Regions from separate parts of the Homo sapiens genome. Here region 2 is linked to region 1. The links are chromatin loops, found by intact Hi-C in ENCODE. Cell type or tissue: PC-3. All regions are shown on one strand. Links, peaks and the distances in the headings refer to the core of each region. The heading gives the core; the rest is flanking DNA.

What was found. A loop is a pair of places that touch in the nucleus more often than their neighbours do. Peaks named below come from ENCODE experiments on the same cell type or tissue, not always from the same donor. Only the 100,000 strongest peaks of a DNase experiment are listed, where the experiment ranks them.
Region 2: a loop joins it to region 1, with 9 times the contacts of the local background. A loop is called at or near these places in 1 of 110 quality-filtered maps.

What each region holds. Positions count from the first base shown.
Region 1 is chr10:37,974,257-37,978,657 of GRCh38, reverse strand. It overlaps ZNF25 (zinc finger protein 25), which reads left to right and starts at 2,011. Exons shown (of 6, transcript NM_145011.4): 1 at 2,011-2,152. It overlaps ZNF25-DT (ZNF25 divergent transcript), which reads right to left and starts at 1,903. Exons shown (of 6, transcript XR_930830.4): 1 at 1,653-1,903. RefSeq lists enhancers at 1,768-1,997, 3,038-3,127 and a silencer at 2,038-2,447. In PC-3, for the core only: CTCF peaks have their summits at 1,673 and 1,872 (motif pointing left); a DNase peak (open chromatin) is centred at 1,987; H3K4me3 peaks cover 2,266 bases; H3K27ac peaks cover 924 bases.
Region 2 is chr10:37,787,383-37,791,783 of GRCh38, reverse strand. It overlaps a transcript of ZNF248 not described here. Among named protein-coding and RNA genes, the nearest start is that of ZNF248, 68 kb to the left of the region's middle. In PC-3, for the core only: no CTCF peak of the experiment used is centred there; a DNase peak (open chromatin) is centred at 1,983; H3K4me3 peaks cover 715 bases; H3K27ac peaks cover 2,316 bases.

The DNA of each region.
Region 1 (4,401 bases), core at 219-4,218:
TATAAATATAAAAATTTGGGCTGGGCGCAGTGGCTCACGCCTGTAATCCCAGCACTTTGGGAGGCTGAGGCAGGTGGATCACGAAGTCAGGAGCTCAAGACCACCTTGGCCAAGATGGTGAAATCCCGTCTCTACTAAAAATACAAAAAAAATTAGCCAGGCGTGGTGGTGGGCGACTGTAATCCCAGCTACTCAGGAGGCTGAAGCAGAGAATTCCTTGAACCTGGGAGGCAGAGGTTGCAGTGAGCCGGGATCATGCCACTGCATCCCAGTCTGGGTGACAAAGCCAGACTCTGTCTCAAAGAAAAAAATAAAACAACTGAATTTTCCTTCTTGCAAAAAGGGAAAAAGACCTTTACTCCTCTCTTTTCTTACAGCATTTCCTTAAGAAAACTTGTAATTGTAAATCCCTTCTCTGTCCCTGTGAGATATAGCAAAACTTTTTAAAAAGTAAATAAGCTTCTTGCTAGTTTAACAACCCAGGAAGGTCTTTCTTAATGGCCTTGGGTCATGTCTTTGAAATGTAAGCATCAAGGAAGATTGCACCCCATCTCCCTGCCTCTGTGGTAAACTCCTAGGCTCCTGGCTACCCGCGGTTAACTACCTGCGTGTCATAGAGATACCAGAAACTTTACTTTTCATTTGCATAATGGCAATTAACTAACACTGATGGCTACCCTAATTATCAGGTGAATTTCAGATGAATTATGCATAGCAAATGTTGCTGTACAGTCATCTTACTTGAGGACAAGTTATTTTTACCTTGAGGAAATAGAATGCGTTGTACCAGACCGGCTAATACAAAAAATGATAGTTCTTCCTGTCTTCATAAACTCATTAGTGGGTTGCCTGTGACGCACATCGCAGTCTGGTTTAATGTTTATTCAATAATGTAACTGTTTTGTTCTTTTCTCCATCTGTGGAGAGAATTTTCTGGGTTGGCAAGAGGCTTTATTTTAAATTATTTCCTCAATACTTCCCATCCAGAAAGGTGGTGTGTGTGTGTGTATTATGTGCGCATATTTTTATATGTATATATATGTGTGTTTATACACATGACAATATATACGTTTTTTTCTAGATGATTCTACATGTTTTAATGTAATAAAGTTATTGACCAGGAAATATATAATTTGTTTTACATATACAGCCAAGTCCTCTCTCTGTATCCGCGGGGGATTAGTACCAGGACCTCCCTGGATTACTCAAATCCAGGGATGTTCAAGTCTCTGGTAGAAAATAACCTGATATTTGCATAACCTACACACCTCCTCCTGTATATTTTAAATTATGTCTAGATTAATTGTACACCTAACACAATGTAAATACTATGTAAATAGTTTTATTGTATTGTTTAGGGTATAATGACAAGGGGGAAACTTTGTACATGTTCAGTAAGATAGAATTTTTAAGTATTTTCATTCTGAGCTTAGTTGAATCCATAGATATGCACCCCCAGGATAAGGAGGGATGACTATATATATTCCTTAGTGAAATGATAGTCATGATACTCTATACCATTAGGTTAAAATTTGTGTAAATTCATGAGAAGGATGTTCACCTAACATTAAGCGCTTTTGCTTTTGGGAAGTGGTATACTCGTTTTCTGTTTTAGCTTATACATATTTTGTAGTTTATTACGTTTCGCGTACCGTTTGCACAATTGTGAAAGCTAGCATTCCTAAGAGGAAGCGGTTACAGGGCATTATCCTTCATTACTCCACGTACTCCTGTACCCACGGAGTTCAATCACTTTAACAAAACTGCCCATCAGTGTTCCTTGGAGCACCTCACGGTGGATTTCTGTCTTCAAGCCCAGACGTGCAGGGTGCAGCTCTCCGGCCATCACTGAGCAAGGACAGCGCCCTCTCCCGGAAACCCGACAGCAATCACTCAGGCCGCTGGAGGCGGCCGCGCCTCACGACGTCATCCAAGATGGAGTCGCAGCCGGGCCTTCTGGGAAGCGTAGTTCTGGAGTAGGGCTAGGGAAACGTTCTGCGCATGTGCAGTGTCTTCTTTCTGGCATTGGCGTTTTTTTGGTCTTACGCCCTAGGGTGGGGAGAGGACTCCGGTGCCTCCGGGTCTGGGCTGGGCCGCAAAGGGCGGGGCCTGGGCCCGGCGCGGGCCGGGAGCAGAGGCCGAGACCCTGCAGGTGTGTCGAAGGCTTTTGCGGGCGGGCAGGGCCTGGGAGGCGGGGTCTCGAGCCTGGAAGCCGCCTCCTGGCCCCGGAGCGGCCTCCGCGGAGGGCCCTGGGTGGGAGCCGCCTGGTGGGGAGGTTGGCTGGCTGCGCTGGCGCCCCTGCCCGGAATGGCGTTTGCGCGACCTGCTTGAGGGGCGGCCAGAGGAGGCCTGCGGTGCTGGGCAGTGGGCGCCCGGAGCAGCCGCATTGTGTGACGTGACCGGAGCCGCCATGTGAGGCGCGCTGGCCGCTGCAGACGCGGCGCTCCAAAGCCGCAGGGACGTGGGCTCTGGTCCAGCGTCTGTAGGTGGTCCCAGTGCGGCTCGACGCGCATCTGGCAAATGATGGGGGCCTTTGGGTACTGAATAGGGTAATAGATGTAAAGTATGATACAGGACTCAATAAAGGTGAGCTGCTTCTATTATTACAAAACATGCTGTTTTCATTATTGGCTCATTTAATCATCGTAACCATCCTTTCGACTTAACCATCTCTATTAAAATAAATGTGACTATTAAAGATTCAGAGAGAGAAATCCGTTTACCCACAGTATTAGCAGGTGGGATGTAAATCCTCACTTTTTCCTCTGAGTTAATGCGCCTTGCCACACTAAAATCCAGTCTTGACTTGTATTTAGCACAGCATTTGCCCCTTGAGCACCACCAGAACGTAGCTGTGTGGTGTACTTGAACCCAGTCTCAACCAGGTAGTGTTCTGTTTCCAAAAATGCTTGGGGAATCTTCAGAGCACTTGAGTCAAAAGGTGAATTATTTAAGGCCTTCCTGCATCCTCCAACCTTAGTCTCTTCTCAGAGGACTGTGAAACGTGTAAATTGAAACCACAATTTGAGCCCTCAATTTTGCATTTTACAGGAGAAGCTGGGAATCCCATCCAGCCCAGAGGCTAGTTTCTAAAGACAGGAAATGGGACAAAAAATTTTTTTAAAGATGAAAACTGCAGTTCATCAGTTCCTCCATTTTATGGTGGTGATCTTATAATGCCTCTCATTGGCTGATAACTGAGCTTAGGCATTTCGTAAGCACCATGCTAGCTGGAAGTGGTTTTTGCTGCTTATTTTAGTTTTTTTTTTTGGTACATAATGTACATATTTGTGGGGTACATGTGATATTTTGATATATGCATACAATGTGTCATGATCAAATCGGGGTAATTACAATATCCACCGCCTCATTTATCATTTCTTTGTGTTGCAAATATTCGAAATCTTCTAGCTATTCTGATAGCTAATAAATTATTGCTAACACTTGTAACCATACTGTGCTATTGAACACTAGGACTTAATCCTTCTACCTAACTGTATTTTTGTACCCATTAACCAACCTCTCTTCATTCCTCACTCCCTACTTCCCTTCGCAGCCTCTGGTAACCATCATTCTACATCGTATCTTCATGAGATCAACTATCTTAGCTCCTGCGTATGAGTGAGAACATGATATTTGTCTTTCTGTGCCTGGCTTATTTCATGTAACATAATGCCCTCCAGTTCCATCTTTGTTGCTGCAATGACAAAATTTCCTTCTTTTTATGTCTGAATAATATTCCATTGTGTATATATACCACAATTTTCATTATCTATTCATGCATTGATGGGTACTTAGGTGGATTCTGTATCTAGACTATTGTGAATAGTGCTGCGATAAAAATGGGAGTGCAGAGATATCTTCAATATACGGATTTCCCTTCTTTTGGATATATATATAGCAGTGAGATTGCTAGATCATATGGTAATTCTGTTTTCAATTTTTTGAGGAACCTCCATACTGTTTTCCACAGTGGCTGTACTAGTTTACATTGCCACCAAGGTTGTATGAGGGTTCTCCTTTCTCTATATCCCAGCATTTGTTATTTTTTTGCCTTTTTTATAATAGCTGTTTTAAGGGGTAAAATGATATCCCATTATGGTTTTGATTTGCATTTGTCTGATGATTAATGATGTTGAAGATTTTATCGTATACCTATTGGCCATTTGTATGTCTTCTATTGTGGAATGTCTGTTCAGATCATTTGCTCAATTTTTTTAAATCAAATTTTTTGTTTTCTGACTGTTGAGTTCCTTGTATATTCTGGTTATTAATTCCTTGTCAGATGGGTAGTTTGCAAATATTTTCTCCTATTCTTTGGGTGTCTTTTCACTGTTATTGCTTACTTTGCTGTGCTGAAACTTTTTCGTTTGATGTAATCCCATTCATCTATTTTTGCCT
Region 2 (4,401 bases), core at 183-4,182, 190 kb after region 1:
TCTTTCAGGTTGGCTTCTGGGTTCTTTCAACATGCTCCCAACCTTTTGTTGTTAAAGGAATTAAAATGTTTATTGCATTTATAAGGTTAATTTTTATTCAAATGGCTTTCTTCTTTTTGTCTTTTGTTGCTGCTTTTAATTATTTGGAGAAGGTTATATGCTTTTCATAATGACATCCCACTGAAATCCATCTGTCTCCCACTTCCCTGTTGTGGGGTGGCTATTTCAAGTTCATCAGATAAGCCAGAAGCTAATCTCCACCTCTTCAATTGGTATATGAAAAACAGAAAAAGTCCCATACAAAAGAGTATACCTGAAAACGAATATACCTGAAAGTAATAGTGTGCTAAAACTGCCAAGGCTTTACTCACATTTTTGTATCAGTGTATTCACATCTAGCATAATAAATGACCATTAACATATTGTGGAAATAAATAACAAAGGCCGGGCACGGTGGCTCACACCTGTAATCCCAGCACTTTGGGAGGCCGAGGTAGGTGGATCACGAGGTCAGGAGATTGAAACCATCCTGGCTAACATGGTGAAACCCCGTCTCTACTAAAAATACAAAAAAATTAGCCGGTCGTGGTGGCGGGTGCCTGCAGTCTCAGCTACTTGGGAGGCTGAGGCAGGAGAATGGCGTGAACCCGGGAAGCAGGTTCAGATCGCACCACTGCACTACAGCCTGGGAGACAGAGTGAGACTCTGTCTCAAAAAAAAAAAAAAAAAAAAAAAAAAAAAGAAATAACAAAGTATAAGAGAAACAAAAACATAGACCATTTTTCAGCCCCAAGGTGGGAACTTGACTGTTGTCATGTCAGAGCTAAACTACACTTCTAGTACACTTTTTTTTTTTTTTTTAAGATAATGGGGTCTCAGTCTCTTGCCCAGGCCAGACTGCAGTTGTTCAATCATGGCTCACTGCAGCCTTGACCTTCTGGCCTCAAGCAATGTTCCTATCTCAGCCTCCCATGTAGCTGGAGCTACAGGAGTGCACACTCACACTTGGCTAACTTTTTTTATTTTTTATTTTTATTTTTTTAAAAAATTATTTATTTATTTATTTATTTATTTAGAGACGGAGCCTCGCTCTGTCGCCAGGCTGGAGTGCAGTGATGCCATCTCGGCTCACTGCAACCACTGCCTCCCAGGTTCAAGAGATTCTCCTGCCTCAGCCTCCCGAGTAGCTGAGACTACAGGCGTGCGCCACTACGCCCAGCTAATTTTGGTATTTTTAGTAGAAACGGGGTTTCACCATGTTGGCCAGGATGGTCTCGATCTCTTGACCTCGTGATCTGCCCGTCTCAGCCTCCTAAAGTGCTTGATTACAGGCGTGAGCCACTGTGCCCGGCCTAACTTTTTATTTTGTAGAGACAGCGTCTCCCTATGTTGCACAGGCTGGTCTTGAACTCCCAGGCTCAAGCGATTTTCCAGCCTCAGCCTCCCAAAATGCTGGATTACAGGCATGAGCCACCATTCCCAGCCCTAGTTACTTTTTTTTTTTTTTTTTTTTGACACAGAGTCTTGCTCTGTCACCCAGGCTGGAGTGCAGTGGCGCGATCTCGGCTCACTGCAAGCTCCGCCTCCCGGGTTCACGCCATTCTCCTGCCTCAGCCTGCCGAGTAGTTGGGACTGCAGGCACCTGCCACCGCGCCTGTCTCATTTTTTTTTTTTTTTTGTATTTTCAGTAGAGACGGGGTTTCACTGTGTTAGCCAGGATGGTCTTGATCTCCTGACCTTGTGATCCGCCCACCTCAGCCTCCCAAAGTGTTGGGATTACAGGCATGAGCCATGGCGCCCGGCCCCAGGCAGGTTTTAAGTACAATTGAAAGAAAAGATAAAGCTTGTGGTTCATTCATCCACTTCCTACTAGAGTGGAAGTAGTGTCCTAAAACTTCAGGTGTTCTTAGTAAACTAAGCTGGAGGAATTTTTCCCTTGTTCTAGTCCAGAGCAAATATTTGTTTATTGAGAAATATATAACTCCTTCCCCTATCTGTGTTAGTCACCTGTAAAGAGATGAATACAGGCTAGTATCCTGTTCCTCTAGGCTTCTCAGTCAACACAGCTGATGTTATAGAGTTCATATTTTCTGAGAAGAAACTTTTTTACAATAAAGGTACCAGAGAGAGGCTGAATGCCATCAGCTGTGTGTACTTGGGTACATTTTTGGATGAGTAAGCTAATAAATTATCTGTTGTTCTATAATTATGTTTTACCTTGCCTGAGAGAAAAAGATCTTCATTGCCCTGTCCCTTGAAAGCACTGAGAAGGGGTTATCAAAAAAGACACTTCTGAAAATGGCTTATCTTTCTAGATTACCATAAAACACCATTTTAGTTGATACTGATATTCAGCAGACACCTTTTGAGCTCTTCCTGAAATGTTTGCCCTCTCCACCTAACAATAAGTTTATGGAGTCTGAAAAATTACTCTGTAGAGGGCATTTTTGCTCAAAGCAGTCTCCATTGGCTTTTTAGCAGTTTTTTTTTTTGAGATATAATTTATGTAACTTAACATTCATCCACTGTGTACAATTCAGTGATATATATTAAATTTTAAGAGTTGTGCAAACATCGCCACAATCCAATTTTACATTTATATCACCCAAAAACATTCCTTCACGCCAATATGCTGTCAGTCCCCACTCTAACTCCCAGCCAATCACTGATCTGCCCTGTGTCTATAAAATTGTCTTTCAGCCTGGCCAACATGATGAAACCCCATCTCTAACAAAAATGTAAACTTTAGCCGGGGATGGAGGCATGTGCCTGTAGTCCCAGCTGCTTAGGAGGCTGAGGTGGGAGAATCGCTTGAACCCAGGAAGCAGAGGTTGCAGTGAGCCAACGTTGTGCCACTGCACTCCAGCCTGGGAGACAAAGTGAGACCCTGTCTCAAAAAAAAAAAAAGTCTTTCTAGACATTCATATAAATATTTAGTCTTGTATGTCTAACTCCTTTTATTTAACAAAATGATTGTTTTAGTTTCATCCATATTGTAGGGGTTCCAGTTTCTCCATATCCTCAACATCATTTGTTATTGTCTGTTTTTATAATAACTATTCTAGTAATTATGTAGTGGTATCTTATTGTATGTTTAATTTGTACTTCTCTAGTGACTAATGATGTTTGCTTTGTTTGCATTTGTGTATTTTCTTTATTTTTTGAGACAGAGTCTCGTTCCATCACCCAGGCTGGAGTGCAGTGGTGGCTTCATGGCTCACTGCAACCTCCACCTCCCAGGCTTAAGTGATTCTCCTGCCTCAGTCTCCTGAGTAGCTAGGATTACAGGCACATGCCACCAAGCCTGGGTAATTTTTGTATTCTTGGTAGAGATGGGGTTTCACCATGTTGACCAGGTTAGTCTTGAACTCCTGACCTCAGGTGATCCACCTGCCTCAGCCTCCCAAAGTGCTGGGATTACAGGTGTGAGCCACCGTGTCTGGCCCTTGCATTTGTATATTTTCTTTGATAAATGTCTCATTCAAGTCTTTTGCATGTTTTCTTTTTTTTTTTTTTTTTTTAAGATGGAGTCTCACTGTTGCCCAGGATAGGGTGCAGCGGCACGATCTTGGCTCACTGCAACCTCCACCTCCTGGGTTCAAGCGATTCTCCTGCCTCAGCCTCCTGAGTAGCTGGGACTATAGGCACCCACCACTACACCTGGCTAATTTTTTATTAGTAGAGATGGGGTTTTACCATGTTGGCCAGGCTGGTCTTGAACTCCTGACCTCAGGTGATCTGCCCGCCTCAGCCTCCCAAAGTGCTGGGATTACAGACTTGAGCCACCATGCCTGGCCAAGTTGTAAGTCTTTATATATTCAAATTATGAGACTTATCAGAAATATTACTTGCAAATATTTTCTACTAATATATGGCTTATCTTTTCATTGTCTCAATGTTATCTTTTGAATCACAATAGCTGTCACTTTTAATGAAATCTAGTTTACTTTTTTTATATGAATTGTGCTTTGTTGTCTAAGAACTCTTTGTCTAACCAGTGGTCACAAAGATTTTTCTTCTATATTTTCTTCTATAAATTTTATACTTTTAGCTCTTATATCTGAGTCTTTGATTCATTCTGCTTTAATTTTCATATATTGTGTGAGGTAAAGGTCTAAGTTACTATTTTTTTTTTTTGGCATGGGGATATACAATTGTCCCAACATGATTTGTGGACATACAATTTGTTTTAATGCCAAATTTAATTTCCTCTTGAAGTATCTTGGCACTTTTGTCAAAAATCAGTTGACCAAAAATAAATAAATAAATAAATAAACCAAAAACCGAAAAACATACATACAAAAGCAAAACAGGAAAAAAGATCAGTTGACCAGTGACACATAGCATCCTGGGCAGTAAAAGTTTATTCCTGGACTCAATTAATTTCCATTATCTATGTGT